2 separate regions of the Mus musculus genome follow, and region 2 is linked to region 1. A link is a loop called in an ENCODE intact Hi-C map of the cell type or tissue named here. Cell type or tissue: heart. All regions are shown on one strand.

Evidence for each region. Peaks named below come from ENCODE experiments on the same cell type or tissue, not always from the same donor. Only the 100,000 strongest peaks of a DNase experiment are listed, where the experiment ranks them.
Region 2: it touches region 1 in a loop (2.0-fold over the local background); 2 of 42 quality-filtered maps call a loop at or near these places.

Annotation. Positions count from the first base shown.
Region 1 is chr11:61,057,768-61,065,767 of GRCm38, forward strand. All of the region lies in intron 1 of Kcnj12 (potassium inwardly-rectifying channel, subfamily J, member 12), which reads left to right. Among named protein-coding and RNA genes, the nearest start is that of Kcnj12, 39 kb to the left of the region's middle. In heart, no CTCF peak of the experiment used is centred here; DNase peaks (open chromatin) are centred at 2,054 and 3,114; H3K27ac peaks cover 260 bases; H3K27me3 peaks cover 272 bases.
Region 2 is chr11:60,980,655-60,988,654 of GRCm38, forward strand. All of the region lies in intron 1 of Gm35681 (a long non-coding RNA gene), which reads left to right. Among named protein-coding and RNA genes, the nearest start is that of Gm35681, 5.6 kb to the left of the region's middle. In heart, no CTCF peak of the experiment used is centred here; DNase peaks (open chromatin) are centred at 1,247, 4,427 and 4,697; H3K27ac peaks cover 900 bases.

The sequences.
Region 1 (8,000 bases):
CATCCCAACCCTTTGTTGTCCAGAAGGCTTCTTGGAACCTGGCTGGCACCTCTACTTGGGAAATTTTCTTCTTTGGCTTTATTGACAATATTTTCTATACCTTTAGTGCTGATGTCTTCCACTATGCCCATCACTGGAAGATTTGATCTTCTCAGGGCGTCCCAGAGGCCTCTCGTATTCTGTCTGTGTTTTTCTTTTTTTATCAGAGATCTTTACAAATGGTTCAGTCCTCCCTCTTCTCTTGCAGCCTTGGTGTTCCGTTTCCTGTGATCCACTCTGCTGCTGAGGCTCGCTCCTCAGCTTTTAATTTGGCTTATTGAGTTTTCATTTCTGACATAATTTCGTTTTTTTTTTCTTCAGTGATTCTATCTCTCTATTGAATTTGATTTTTATATCTTGGATTGACTTCCTTCTTTCATCCAGCCCTTTGCATTTGTTCTCCTGGAATACACTCGTTGGGTTGTTGCATTATAATTATAATTATTTTTAAAAATTCTTTGACTGGAAGTTCTTCCAGGTTTTTCTTATTCGGAGTCCTCACTGTGGGCTTAGTGATCTCTGAGAGAGGTGTCTTGTCTCTGTTTTCTTACGTTCTGTGAGTTCTGTCCTGGGGCTGGCTCATCTGTTAGTTTGTTGGTTGAGTTCTTTTTCTCTCCTGTATTTTGTATGAATGCAAGTCTCCCCTTTTCTTTCTGTGCTGGCATTTGCAATGTTCAGGAGATGGCTAAAGTCACAGTAGGGTTCAGGTGCCATTTCCTTCTGCAAGTCTGGTGTTTAGGGTCAGAGATTCTGTCACCAGCCCCCCTCTGAGGGTCAGGTCTTGTCCTGTGTTAGCTCAGGCCTCCTGCTTGGGTCTGCAGCTTTCACTGAGCCACGGAATTCCCTGTGTATCTATGACCTTGTCCTCAGTCAGATCTGGTCCCTTCCTGGGCCTGTACCATCTCGTGAAGAGAATGCCACACATGGAACTTCCTGTAAGTCCCTCATCTTTCTTTACAGCTGAGTAATATTCCACTGTGTTTATACGCATCTTCCTTATCCACCCAGCAGTTAATGGATAGTTATCATTTGCTTTTTTTCTTAGTACGATAGGTTTGGTAAGCGGCACCACAAAAGTTTATGAAGATTTATTTATAATTATTTTTAGTGTGTGTGTTTGTTTGTATGTGTGTGTATGTTGTGTATGTGTGTGTGTGTATGTGTGTTTGTATGTTATGTATGTGTATGTGTGTTTGTTTGTGTGTATGTGTATGTATGTGTGTGTGTTTGTATGTTATGTATGTGTGTGTGTGTATGTGGGTATGTGGGTATGTATGTATGTGTGTATGTGTGTGTGTTTGTATGTTGTGTATGTGTGTGTATGTGTGTTTGTATGTTATGTATGTGTGTGTGGGTATGTGGGTATGTATGTATGTGTGTATGTATGTTATGAATCCCCTGGAGCTGGAGATTGTGAGCCACCCAACATAGGTGCTGAAAATTGAACTTGAACTTGAAATCCTCTTAACTGCTGAACCATTTCTCCAGCTCTGTTGAACATTTTTTTTTTTTTTTTTTTTGGTGGTGGTGGTGGGGGGTGTTTGGAGACAGGGTTTCTCTGTGTAGCCCTGGCTGTCCTGGAACTCATTCTGTAGACTAGGCTGGCCTTGAACTCAGATATTTGCCTGCCTCTGCCCTCCTCCGCTGCTCCTCCAGTGGCTGGGGTTAAAGTCATGCGCCATTGCTGCCCAGTCAATAAACATTTTTATGTTGGCAAATTCTTCAGGCTTCCTCTCTCTCTAAAGTCCTTGCTCCTCTGTTCCCATACTAGGTGCTCAGGAAATGTCGGAGACTTAGATTAGTTGAAAAGAGACACCAAGTAAGTTAGACTTTGGCAGGCCTTTGTCCCTTGGGCCCCTCGCTTGGGGTTCATACCCATCCGGCCATCTGATCCTCCTTCCTGTGGTAGGGGTTGGCCTGTGCCCTACAGGGGCCCGTGAGCTTTCTGGTCTGTGATGGGCAGAGAGACTGGGCAGATTTTCCTGTAGGCAATCCCCATGGGCTGACTCACTGAGAGCCGGTCCCAGCCCCATGAGACTGGTGCTATTATTAGTCTTGTTCCGGAGGTATGAAAACTGAGTTCAGAGAAGTGATGTGCCTTGCCCAAGGCTACACAGGAAGGGGCAGACATTCAGTCGACTTGGCTGAAACTGTTAAAACGTTCAGGTTCTATCGTGGCTCTGGAGATCTGCATATCTCTTGGGATGGAGCCCAAGCTTGTCAGTGTGGCATGCAGGCTTCTCTGGCCTCCGTCTCTTTCATCTATTAGTGTAACCTTGGAGCGGAGCCCATTTTCTTTGGAACTCTCCATGCATATTCACCGTCCCTGCAATTAGGATGGCAACAGTGTGCTCCTTCAGACTTTCTCAGCCCCAGGTTCTGTAGTGTGCTGAGATGCTGGGTCAGAAAGCCCCTGGCTTTGCTGGCAGGCTCATGGAAGTTCAGAGGTGGAAGAGCTTGCCAAGGCCCACAGTGGGCAGCAGAGCTGGATTCTGCTTCCAGATCATGGGGACTCTGAGGGTCACAGGCATCCCTTGCACCCCCACCCTTGCTGCTATTTTGCCATCTCAGTCTGGATGGTCCGTGTGCCCATGCACTTCTGGGATGCTCTGAGTTCTCCACCATAGCCCAGATTACCCTCACCCCCACCCCTCCAGGCTCCCAGGACTCTGGTTGGCTCTTATCTAGCTGCCTGGCCTTCTTCCTTGTTGGTAAGCCATCCAATGAAATCTGAGGTCCACCCTGTCTTCCTTAAGTGACCAGTTCTGAGCTGGCATTGATCAGGCCCAGAAAAGGTGGAACAGCAGCAGGGGCAGAGACCTGCCTCCTTGGGAGACACGGCAAGCTGGAATAGAAACCAGAGGCCCACAACATCCAAATACTGGCCAGGTGTCCCTTACCCTAGGATGAGGCCTTGTAATTGTTACTATCCTGGCAGAGGGTACTCAGAAGTCCCTGTCCTTTGATGCTCCCAGGGGCCTGGAGCCAAGGACACTCTGTCCCCCCTCCATCCCCAAAGGATGTTCTCAAGATAAAAATATCCTAGAAACATTCCCTGGCATCTGGTGCCCGTTGTCTACCCTGGTGGGGCCACAACAGAGCCCTGGCTTCAACCTCAGGCTCACAGAGTACTGTTCACTCCTCCAGGCCACCCAGCACAGCCAGTCGTTGGGGTTAGTGTCCCACTCATCTCTAGGCTTATCTAGTCAGAGCTTGCGGGGTACTCTCTGGGGCTCAGATACCTTGGCAGTGGGGAGCAAGAGGGCTGAGTCTACCCTGGGGAGATGCTGGGTGTCTTTTAAGGGATATCCAGACAAGTACCTGGGACCTCCTTTCTGTTCTCAGCTGTCCAGGTGGGGACACATCTGGGGTGTCACATCTGAGCCAACTCTCTTCAACACTGGCGAGGACCCTTACATGCCATGCGGCCACTGCGTGCCAAGAGTGGGAGCTAGGATTCTGTTTATCACATGATACTTGCTGAGGTGTGTGGAGTCTGAAGTCAGGGAAGGGCCCCTCCAGATCACAGTTTGCCTATCATGCTCCCGTTTACTCCTAGCTGGGCCAGGCCCTGTTCCCCGCCTTGTGCCTGACTCTCACTTCCTGGTGGCATGCTTAGTTCCATGGGAATATTGGCTGGAGACTGGCTTAGCATGACAAGAGGCCTGGGCCAGCTGAGCCTTGCCCTCACTGGCTGGCAACTGTTTGGGGCCCAACCCTCAAATCTAGAGAACCTTGCTCTGTACTCCCAGCTTTCTAATCTGGGATGGTGACTGCTCCTGGGGATGCATTCCTGGTGAACTGAGGGGCCAGTTTATTGGTAGGTTGCTTTAGCTGCTGCAGGGTAGGGTGAGGTAGGGGCCCTGGACAATGTTTCCATAAATCTGAGGCCACCACCCCCTGGTTTGGTGACCTCGGCAATACACTTCTTTGTAACAAGCCTCGGTTTCCTTATATAGAGAGGAACAATCAGGAGAACTGGAATTGTGAGTCTGGGGCAAGCCCTAGTAGGGAGTCAGCTTGAGAGAACCTGGGACCAGCCAGGTGACCAACAGGAAGTGGGGAGAACAAACTATCCACAGTTCTCAGCCCTGACTCTTCTCCAGAACCTTCTTTAGCTTCTATTGTCCTGTGGCAGTCATCTCCTCCATATAGAGTTCTGATGTGGGTAACTGGGATACGGCCAAACCCCATAGTCTTAATTTCCTGTTATGTCCAGGGGGAGGAACTGTCCTTCAAGGCTGGGCTGTAATGAGCAGAGCTCATAGATCCAAGCACAGTTTGGACTCACTCACAGTTCACAGGTAGGATGTCTCTGCCATGGACATTCCCAGTTGTGTGACATTTGTTCCAGCCTCCTGAGTCTTGGTTTCTTAGGCTAGAAGGGCCAAGAGGCAGACACTGGGTGTAAGGCATCATTGAAGGTGGAGAAGCTTATAGACAGGGGAAGTGACCCCCAGGGCCACATGGCTTGTAAGTGAAAGATCCCCCGATTAGACTATAACTCTGTGTCTCCAAAACTACCATTGTCGCTTGCCCCAGAGGCTTAGAATGTGGGGGTGACTCACCAATCATTTCTTCAATCCCAGCCAGAAAAGCCAGTGTGACAAAGCAGACTTGGGCGTCCCCCGTGAACTCTGCCTGGGAGGTGGAGAAGGTGACAACATCTCAAGGTCCTGGCCTCAGAGGCTCTCAGAGCCCTTTGCATCATCTTCTCCCCAGGCCCACTTGGCAGATAGGTTGGCAGACAGGGGTCCCTTTGACAGATGGAAAACGGATTCTGGACACTGTAGGGTGGGTGTGCACCTAGGCAAGCTCCTGTCTGCCCCCTTTGAAATGGTCCCTGTGCTCCGATTCACTTTCCTATCTGTTCATCTGTGCCACTCATCCAACCCCGCCCCCTGTACTCATTCATTCACTCGCCCACACACCGACCACGGAAATACCATCCATCACACTCTCCACAGCTGCCTGGGGGTGGCATTGGGGAAGCCTGGCAGGAGTGGCTTGAACGCAAGCCTAGCACCCCAAGCCTCTTCATGACCCTGGAGACATTGCCGTTTCTCTGAAAAGGGAAGGGTAGCCATTCCCCAGCCTTGTGCTCCACCTTGAGGATTCTGAAAGATGATGTGTATGAGGTGCCTACCCGGGCCTGGTGTGCGCCATGGCTCTCTCCATCATCAGGGGAGGTTTTCTTGTTCTGCCCTGTTCCAGTGGTGGTGTCCTGGTGTCCTGGTTTGAGCTGCCGTGCTGTGAAGGCATCTAGGGTGAGAGTTATGACTTCTGGGCCATCTGAGGAGAGTATCAGCATCTACAGTAACTCTGCTCAGCTTACTGTAGGTCTAGGAGCAACTGGAGGCCCCATCCCTCCCAGATGGGATCAAGCGCTAGCTGCAGCTGCTTGGTTATTCATGAAGACAGCAGCTGCAGCTCGGCCCTAGAGACAGCTCCAGGTGTGGTCGAGGTCCTGATGCGTACTTGGACAGCTCACCATCCATGGATGGATGCTTGATGGTGCCTCCTCTCACTCCTCGATGGTGTCCCTACTTAGCCAGCTGTTGGTATCCATCCAGTAGCCCCAGATACCCTGTCTGTCTGACATGCATCCTCTCACCCCCACCTCCCACGCTCACCTGATTTCTACCCCTCACCCCGCAGACCCTCCCCACCTCACCCCACCCACACACCCATCCGTCCATTCATCTGACCACCAGAACACCCATCGATCTCATCATCCGCTCTAATTTGTTAGCTGCCCAGCCCTTTCATTCATTACTCACTTCCTTTATCCATTCATCTGCTCAGCCATCCAGCCACCCACCAAACCACCCAGTATCTGGTCACTCCTCTCCAGACGCCCACACATTTGTCAGCCCAGTTTATCCCTCCATCTGCTTGACCACCCACTTGTGCATATATCTGTCTCCTCATTCATGGCTCTATCCCTCCTCATCCTTCCAGTCTGAGCTTTTGCTTTCGCCTTTGCCTTTGCATCTTGAGCAAGAACATTTCTCAGGTTCTCTGTGTCAGGGCCCACACTAGCCTCTCTGGCCTCGGAGGCTGATGGGAGGTGGCGTTAGGTTGAGAGCAACTCTAGGAATGTACAGGCAGCTTCTGGCCCTAATGGGTAGAAACTGGGACAAGAGAATCCAGGTCTTCATAGAATGGGTGGGAGAGGAGAGAGGCTGAGGCACACCTTGGGGAAGAGGTTCTGTATTTTCTTCTTTGCTGGTGCGAGCATCCCGGAGGGAATGGAAATTGGGGCTCACAGAGGCTTTGCGGAAGAGAGACACTAGAGGAGAGGGCAAGAGACAAGTTACCAGCACAGAAAGCTTCATGGGAGTCAAGCTGAGGAAATCCCAGAGGGGAGTGAGCATGGAGGGCGAGGCAGAGAAGGAACAGATAGAGGGGGGATGGGAGGATATGCTATTGATAGGGTTGCTGCTCAGGGCAGGCAGGTGACTGGAGCTAGAACAAGCTGGGAACTAACTGGTTGGGGATTCCCAGCTGAGGGTCCAGCCAAGGTGACACATGGAACATGTGCTTCCCATGCCTGGAGTGGGGAGTGGAGCCATTTACCCACTTACCCTCAGTGGTTTTGGGTCCCAGCCTGCCCCGTGCCTGGGCAGAGTGTGGTCTAACGACCAGAGAGCGTTTTAGGCAAAGAGACATTGATGTGGCTGCTAGAATCAGGGCAAGGACTCTCGGAGTGGTGAGGGCTAGGGGAAGGGAGAGCAGCACTCACCCACCCACCCCCTTGCCTATCTCCCTCAAGCCTAGCACAGGCCTTGAAACAGAAGTCCAGTGTGTGCACTGATCTTGAATGTTTACAGGGGATCGGGGAAAAGGTTGTCTGAAGATTTGACCAGGAAATCTGGCTTGGAAAAAGGGCCAGGGAATCACCTTCTCAGATCTAAAGAAGGAAATGTCAGCTGACCCGATTACTTCTCATTCCCTGAACACCCATACTGAGCTCTTACCAACCAGATGAACCTCCTTACTGGTCTTTGTGGCCCTAGCTCGGGCCAGGCCATCTCTGTAAGTGACCCTTTCTGTTGCCTGCTACCACAGGTTTACCTTCTGGGCAGGACCTGGTACAAGCGAGAACATTGTGTCTCCTCCTGCCTGCCTGGTTTCTCATTTCCCTTGTGATGAAGGCAGCAGGGAGCCTCTCGTGCTAAGACAGATAGGTAGGGACTACATTAGCTGCTCCGGGTACAGTGGGCAAAAGCTCTGTGGTTGATTATTGAAAATGGCCACAGGCACCCATGGAAGGAAAAGGCCCCAGCCAATCCCATGTTTGCCTTCTCTCTACATGCGACCTCCAAGGAGTCTTTTGATGTGGGAGCTTGATTAGACATACCCTGTCCCTTAAAATTCTGCTGTTGTCTGCCAACTTGGGGGCAGTTTGTATTGTATGTTTTATTACCAAATGGGATTGTGGGGTCTGGAGAACTGGTATGGGAATTTGGTGTCACCGAGTCTGCCCTCAGGGCCTGAGGTAATTGATGTTGTTTTCATCTAGGCTCTCCAGAACAGAAACTCCACTCCCTAGCCCTGTGTGGCCCTTGACAAGTGACTCAATCCCCTGAGCTTCAGTTTCCTCCCTGGAAAAGGGGGTTAACCGTCATGGTCATTACGGGGATTAAATCAGTGAGCATGGGAGACTTTCAGACGAGCACCTGTCAGGTAGCAGCAGATAGGGTAGATAGATTTTGACCCTTTCCTCACTCTGGAGGAGCCTAAGGGAGATGGTTCACCTGGTGTTCCTCTTCTAGGGCCCACATCTTCACAGTCAGCATCTTGCTGACATTTAGAAATATGGGCCCAAGCCTTGTCCCAGTTCCTCCCGGATATTAGCGAAACCTGAGGTGCCCAGAGTCTTGGAGACTGGCATGGGATGTCCTGCTCCATCCGGAGGTACCTCCCAGTGACTCCCAGGCTCCACCCTAGGTTAGGTG
Region 2 (8,000 bases), 77 kb before region 1:
CATCTATTTTCCCTTTTCTCCTCAAGGAGGGCATGTCTTATTTTGGAGGAAGTTTCCTAGGTAGAGCCCCAGGAAGCCAAAAAAGAATGTCAGGTGGGTGCTCACTGGTCCCTTGGAGGGGCTGGGTTTCTCATCTGTCCCTAGCTGTAGAAACCCTGCTCTGTCTTACCTCCCAAGCCCTTACTGAGTGTTAAGCTCAGCTCTCAGGCTCCAGGTCTGGGAGGCAGGAAGACAAGTGCATGCTGGGCTGGGTACTCATCTCTCCAGCCAGCAAGCAAAAGGCTGGGGTTGGACTCTATAGGTCTTGCTATGGGATCTCTGCACCCTAGGTCTGATATTGCTTAGGAAACTAAGGTCCAGGGAACAGGAGGGACTTACCCTCTCTCCCAGCACTTGCACGTAAGAGCCATGGCTGACATCACCCGTTGCGTGGTTGAGGCCTGTGCCTTGCCTCCCTTCCGTCAGCCCACAGGAGCCCTGGGGATGGTAATGGCCTTTCCCTCAGAGGAGCTGTTCAGAGAGCAGATGTAGTAGAGCAGCTCCTAGTGTGGGCAGGCGCTTAGACAAAGTAAAGGTGTCACCAACCCAGGTGGCTGGGAACATTTATGCTTATGACAGTCCAGTGAGACAGATGGTTGGGAGTGGCCAGAGACCCTGAGCTGGGGACATGAGATGGTGGTATAAATAGATGGGTGGCCAGGCAGAGGTAGTCTGTAAGCTTCAAAAACTGGGTTCCCCTTGGGTGGGAAGGGCTGTTTGCCAGTGGCTTCCTTGGCTCTTATGGGCAAGCCACAACACTGGTGGCATGGGATAATGTGTGCTCATGTGGCCTGGAGCAGGACCAGCTTTTTCTTGTGTCAGGTGGGGTGGCAAAGTGGCCTGGGGGGAGGCGATGCCTCCGGTAGACATCAGCTGGGGGCCAGGAACTGCACTGGGCGACCACCCAGCTCCAGGGTTTTTATTACTTACTCCTAAGCCAATATTGGGGAAACTGAGGTACAGAGAGGTCATGGATTTGGCCAAAAGCCAAACAGCTAAGAAAGGACAGAGCTAGGATTTGAACCCAGGTCTCCTAGCCACAGATGCTATGAAAGTGGTCATGAGCGCATCAGCCTTTTGGGGACCTCCCTAACCTCTGACCTGTACCTCACTGGACCTCACTTCCTGTTACGCCTCCCTGTCAGTTCACCCGAGCCCCATCATGCATTCCCTTTGACTGGCCGAGGGACTCATGGTGCTCATCTGAAAATAGCCTCTACTTGACCAGATATCCGGGCCTCAGGCCAACTCAGGTGCCACTCCAGGCTCCCTATTCCATGATCTTGGAAGCATACAGGTTTTCCAGGTTCCTACTGGGAACTCCTGTGGAACCTCACCTTGGTCTTGGAAGTGCACCTTGTGGGGTGGGAAGGGATATCATCCCCCCCCTCCTTCAACCCTACCACACCACCCACCTTCCCTCAGGCTCTAAAGCTTCTTTAGGGATTCAGTGTACATCCTGACCCTCCCCCAGCATTCCTCGGGCCCTTCTTCTCCCTTTGATCTGTCTGCCTTGCTGCAGAAGGAGCTATTCATAGCCAAGATGATGCAAAATTTATAAAGTGTGGCTGGCAAGGCTGAAACCGCCCCCAGCGCATGGCACGCGGCCCCCCACCCCCACCCTGGAGGTTGGTTCTCCATGTGAGGGTGTATGTGAGAGTGAATGAGCGTGTGAAAGAGAGTGGGTGTGGAGGGGGGTTGGATTGCTTCACTATTAGACTGCTGTCGCTGTCATGATCCCGGTGGGTCATCGTCCCCTTCCTTGTCCTTCCCCTCCTTTATCTTGACAGGACTGGAGATGGGCCTCTCACTTGTCACTTGGTGTTCTGCCTAATCTGGTTTTGAGCCCTTATTACTTTTTAATTAATTGATTAACTTTGTTGTCATTGGTCTCTGTTTTGAGACAGGGTCTCACGTAGCCCAGGCTAGCCTCAGACTTGTATAGCAGAAATTGGCCTAAGACTCACTTCCCTCCTGCCTCTACCTCCTGAGTGTTGGGATTGTGGGTGTGTGCCACCACACCTGGCTTCAGTGTGCTGTTTTGAAATATGTATGCATTGTGCAACCACTGCTTCCAGCTGAGTGACACTGCGTGACCACACACACTTGTCGATTTATTTTTATTTTTATTTTTTTTTATTTATTTATTTATTTATTTATTTATTTATTTATTTTTTGTGGTGAGCACACTGCTCACTCCTTTCCAAGGCTGAATGACTCTGTCCTGCAGACAGACATGATATTCTCCTCGTGCCTCATCTTGGATAGGAGGAGCTTGCTTTTGTCTTTTGGCTGCTGTGCATGGCACTGTTGCCAAAGCTGGGGCCCGAATTTTCTCTGAATACTTGCTTCAATTCTCCTAAGCAGAGAGACATGCAAATTCAGTTGTGGGTCATAGTCCCATTGCTATGAGGGCCGGTTTTCTTTCTGGTTGAAGCCTTGCAACAATCCTCAGGGACCCTACTACTCCCTACCTCCACCATGCTCCCTGGCCCTGGGTGTGTCTACCCCAGGGCTGCATCCTCTGTATACTTCTCCCTACTTGTTAGCCCCCTGTATTACCTAAAGTTCCAGCCAAGGCCTTGAGCCCACAGGGACAGATGGTAAGGTCAGGATCATGGTGAATGACCTGGTCTAGTGGGTCACAGTCAAGTAGAAACTGAGCCCCAGATCTGTCAGGCCCTTGAGTCCTGGGTTTTTGACTGAAGCTGTGTATCTTCAGTGGGGACACCCGCCCACCTCCCACCTCTGCCTAGGCGTGTCAAGCCACAGGTGGTACACAGCTCATTTTTCTGGAAACTAGTTTTCCTAGGAGATCTGGGAAGAAAACAATCCTAGGTAGACTTTGCTGATTATATATGCCTATGTATATGACTATATATGCCTATATATACTTATATATGCCTATGTACTATAATATCATCTATCTATCTATCTATCTATCTATCTATCTATCTATCTATCTATCTATCTATCTATCTATCTACCTATCTAGCTATCTATCTATCTACCTACCTACCTACCTAAATCCCTTAGTGGGGTATATAGCTCACAGCTCCCCATCAACTTCTGCAGTTGATATCTAGATGGGTGTCTTAGTTAAGTTTGCTATAGCTATGATACGAATCATGACCAAAAGCAACTTGGGGAGGAAACTTTTCTTGTTTTTATTGTTTTCATCTTACAGCGTTTAGGTCACTTTTCATTACTGACATAAGTCAGAGCAGGAACTCTAAGCAGGAACCTGGACGCAGGCTCTGAAGCTGATGCCATGGAGGGGAGCTGCTTACTGGCTTGCTCCCTGTGGCTTGCTCAGACTGCTTTCTTATGCAATTTAGAACTACCTGCCTGCTACTGGCACCACCCAGAGTGGTCTGGCCCCACCACAGCAGTCATTATCAAGAAAATACCATACAGGCTCTTCTGGGGGTCAGTCTGGTGGGGGATATTCTCAATTGTAGTTCCCTCTTCCCAAATGATTCTAGCTTATGTGAACTTGACATATAAACACATCACTATTAAACCATAAACTTCCCGTTTTTGTTTGTCCCAAAGATCTTATATTAATATCACTAGCACAATATAAAATATTCTAACTTCAAAAAGTCCTACAGTCTTTAAAAATTCAAATATTTTAAAAATTCAGCCTTTTGGGCTGGAGAGATGGCTCAATGGTTAAAGAGCACTGACTGCTCTTCCGAAGGTCCTGAGTTCAAATCCCAGCAACCACATGGTGACTCACAACCATTCGTAATGAGATCTGATGCCCTCTTCTGGTGTGTCTGAAGACAGCTACAGTGTATTTAGATATAATAATGAATAAATCTTTAAAAAATAATAAAAAATTCAGCCTTTTAAAAATATCCAAAGTCAACCAGTGGTGGTGGTTTACGTCTTTAATCCCAACACTAGGAAGGCAGAGGCATGTCAGTCTACAGGACAGCCAGGGCTACAAAAACAAACAAACAAACAAACAAACAAACAAACAAACAAACAAAAAACAAACCCAAAACCAAACCAACCCCCCCAAACAAAATAAAAAACAAAACAAAACAACAACAACAAAAAATCCTAAATCTTTCTAAAATCCTAAAATCTCTCTGAAACTCTTGAGTTTCTTTAAAAATTCAAAGTCTCTCAACTTTGGGTTCTTGTAAAAATCGAAATAAGTCACACCCTTTCTACCCCAGGAGGGAAGAACCAGGGAGCAATTATAATTTAGTCAGATCAAAACCGAAGCCCACCAGTGTAAAGCGCAGTGTCCGACTCTGGGACCCGCCCACACCCCTCAGGGTTCCAAAGGCCTGAGACAGCCCCCTTTCTCCTGCTCTGCCATACCCAGCACAACACAGGCTGTCTCAGGATCGGGCTGGCTCCGTTCCGCAGCCACTGCTGTGCTTGGCTGTCATCCCATGGTGCTGGCATCTCTAAAATGCTGGGGCCTCGGCTGCAACTGGGCTGTACCTTCCCAGAGCCTCTCCTGGGCTTTCTTCAGGGACGCTGACTGTCATATTGTAGCAAGCTTAACCTCTCACCATGACCCCTTCAGTCCTGAAACTTCTGACTGGGCTGCACTTCCTCCGATGGCGATGGTGGCTCCTGGTTTCTCCTGGCCCCAAGGCTCAGCTGCTCCCCATGACCTCTTCATGCCTCCAAACCCAGGACTGCCTGGGAGGCTGTGACACATGATCAAGTTTGGCTGCTAGCATGGGGTATATATAGCCCTGGCCCTCTCTGGACCATAGCTTCTGTGTGCTGATCCTGAGGAAATAGTTCCCAGAAAAATCTTGCCTCGATGCTACCTCTTGCTAATCACAGATCACAGCTCTAGCTGAACAGAATCCATTGTCCCCGAAAAAAACAAAGGTTTTGCCTTGACGGTTCTTAGTTCCAAATATCGTGTAAGCGGCCCTGAAACAATCTTTGCTTCCCTCTGAAACATCACAAGGTAGGCCTCCTCTGTCTGCACTGCTGTCAGTCTCATCTTCTAAGTTCCCACAACATCTCTTTAGTTAAGTTTCTGTTGACGTGTTAAAACACCATGACCAAAAGCAACTTGGGAAGGAACAGGTTTCTCTCATCTTAGAACTCCTGGGTCACACCCTTATCACTGAGGGAAATCAGGTCAGGAACTCAAGGCAGGAACCTGGAGACAGGAACGGAAGCAAAGCCCATTGAGGGATGTTTCTTACTGGATTGCTCTTCATGGCTTACTCAAGCTTTTTCTTATGTAACTCATGACCACCCGTTCAAGGTTGGCACAACCCACAGTAGTCTGGGCCCTACCACATAAATCATTAGTTTAAAAAAAAAAAAAGTACTCCTCATGTTTGTCCCAGGCCAATCTAGTAGAGATTTTGTTCAATTACAGTTCTCTCTTCCTAAATGATTCTAGCTTGTGTAATTTGACATAAAACTAACCAACACAGTCAGCTTGCCTCACCACCCCTGAACCTCTGAATCCCCAGACAACAGGAAGGATACCACTGGCCATGTCACCTGGGTGACTAAGCAGCCCTTTACCATTGTTGTAGACATGTAGCTTGCCTGTGGTTTTACTTCCCCGCCCATCAGGGATCATGATTTCTCAGTCAGTAGTCAACCTTTCTATTGCTTTCTGAACAACTATATGCACTCAAAAATGTTCAGCTGACTCACTGGTATTGTTGGGATTCAGACCTGGGACAAACAGCTGAGATACATATTTAACATACCAAAGTGGACCTTGCCTCCAGGTTCTCCCAGCATCCCTCAATCCCTATCTGGTATACCTCACCCTCTACCCTGAACGCTCCAGCACAGGGGCTGGGCTTCCCCTCCTCCGAAGGATTTTTTTCTATACAATCCAGACATTTTGGTCTCTCGTTTCTTGTTCCCTCCCTCTCTTTGTGTGTGTGTGTTTTTTCTCTTTCTCTTCTCCCTCCCCTCTGTCTCCCTCCCCATGGTGACTTCCCTGGCCTTGGTCTTTGTGACCAGAGCACCCACCTGAGAGCCACTTCTCCCTCCTAAAAAAACCCAAAAACTCTGTCTATATACTTTAATCTTTATACTCTACTTGGCTCATTTTACTGGTGGAGAAATAACTTGTCAGATATGTCTTCTTGAGGACCCATAAAAGGAAAACTCTTGGGTGCATGAGACAGAGAACTCCTCGCCCTGGAATCCAGTCAAAGCCTTTCATGACAGGAAGCAAGTGTTCTTCCTATCCTCCAAGCCATCAAACTACATTTTTTACTAGAACTCTTACAGAAAACCCATGTATAGGAAAGGACGTAAACCTTTTGTGCTACCCTAGTAGCCTCCAGTGTTAGCTTCTCAGAGTATCTGTATTTCCATACAAGGTGTCTCCAGCCCTACTCTGTATTCCCATTTAAAAAAGAAGGGAGCCAGGTGTGGTGGTGCATGCCTTTAATCCCAGCACTTGGGAGGCAGAGGCAGGTGGATTTCTGAGTTTGAGGCCAGCCTGGTCTACAGAGTGAGTTCCAGGACAGTCAGGGCTACACAGAGAAACCTTGTCTCAAAAAACAAACAAACAAACAAACAAAACAAAAAAAAGAAAGGAAAGGAAGAATAAAGATCTCTTGGAAACTTTTGAGATATGAACTGAGAGCCACCAAGAAAGTATATGTTGATAAATCTACGGTTTAAATGGATGTAGAAGTTTTCAGTACTTTGGGCTAGAAAAACTTTTGAGCTCTGTGAGTAGAGTTTAACAAGCCATTCTAGTAGGGGCTTGGAAGACGGTAGTGCTGAGAGTAATATGGACTAAGGAGGTCCAGTTCAAAATGTTGTAGAGGGTAACAATATTAGCAGCTGGGCTAGAGATACTTTGTAATATTTTGGTGATTAACACAACTGCCTTTTGCCTGTGTCTTAAGAATTTGCCTGAGGGTAAATTGAAAACTATTGGGTTACTTTCATTGGCAGAAGAGATTTCAAGACAGCCTAATATTGACCCTGTCTTGTGGTTATTAGTAATCTTTTTTATATAGGTTTATAATTGTAAAAAAAACACAACAGCAACTGGTAGCTGAAGACAGGGAATAGATTCAGTCCAAAAGAAAGAGAGGTATGTTGCAATCAGTAAAGCTGGAAGATGGAGCTATTTAAACCCTCGTACATCATCACACATGGAGTTATAGGACTTAGAGTTTTCCTTGCTGAGTTTGTGGTCTTGTTTTGGTCTAGTATTTTCACACTGTACTCCACTTTTTCCCTTTTGGAATGGCATTGTATATTCTGTACCATTGTATGTTGGAAGTATGTAATTTGTTTTTTAATTTTGGTTGTGTAGGGATTTCTAGCTAAGAGATTACCTGGAGTCTCAGAAGAGACTTTGAATGTTTAATTAAAGAGTGTTAAGACTATGAAACATTATGGGGCGCTTTGAAGTTATGCTAAATGTATTTTGCATTATGATATGGCTACAGGCCTATGGGAACCAAGGAATGGAATGTGGTAGTTTGAATGAGAATATCCCCATAGGTTCATAAGTTTGAATACTTAGCTGGTAGTTGGTGGAACTGTTTGGGAAGGAGTGAGAGGTGTGGCCTTGTTGGAGGAGGTGTGTCACTGGGGGTGGGCTTTGAAGTTTCAAAACCACATGCCATTCCAAGTTAGCCCTCTCTGCCCTGATGGTTGGGTCTCAAATTGTAAGCTCTGAGCTATTGCTCCAGTTTATGCCTGCCTGCAGACTTGCTCATCACCTTGATGGTCATGGATTCTAATCCTCTAAAACTCTAAGTCCCAAATAAGCCCATTCTTCTGTACGTTGCTTTGGTCATGGTATTTTATCACAGCAATAGAAAGTAATGGAGATGTGCCTATATTAAAATATTTTTAGTAAAATCTCCAACTCTTTTTTTTTTTTATCATATCTGCTAGTTCCAAAATTCTTCTTGGTATTAAAGCCATGAATCCTGGTTTCGTCTCTAAGAGATTAGTGGAACTCCTTGGACTGC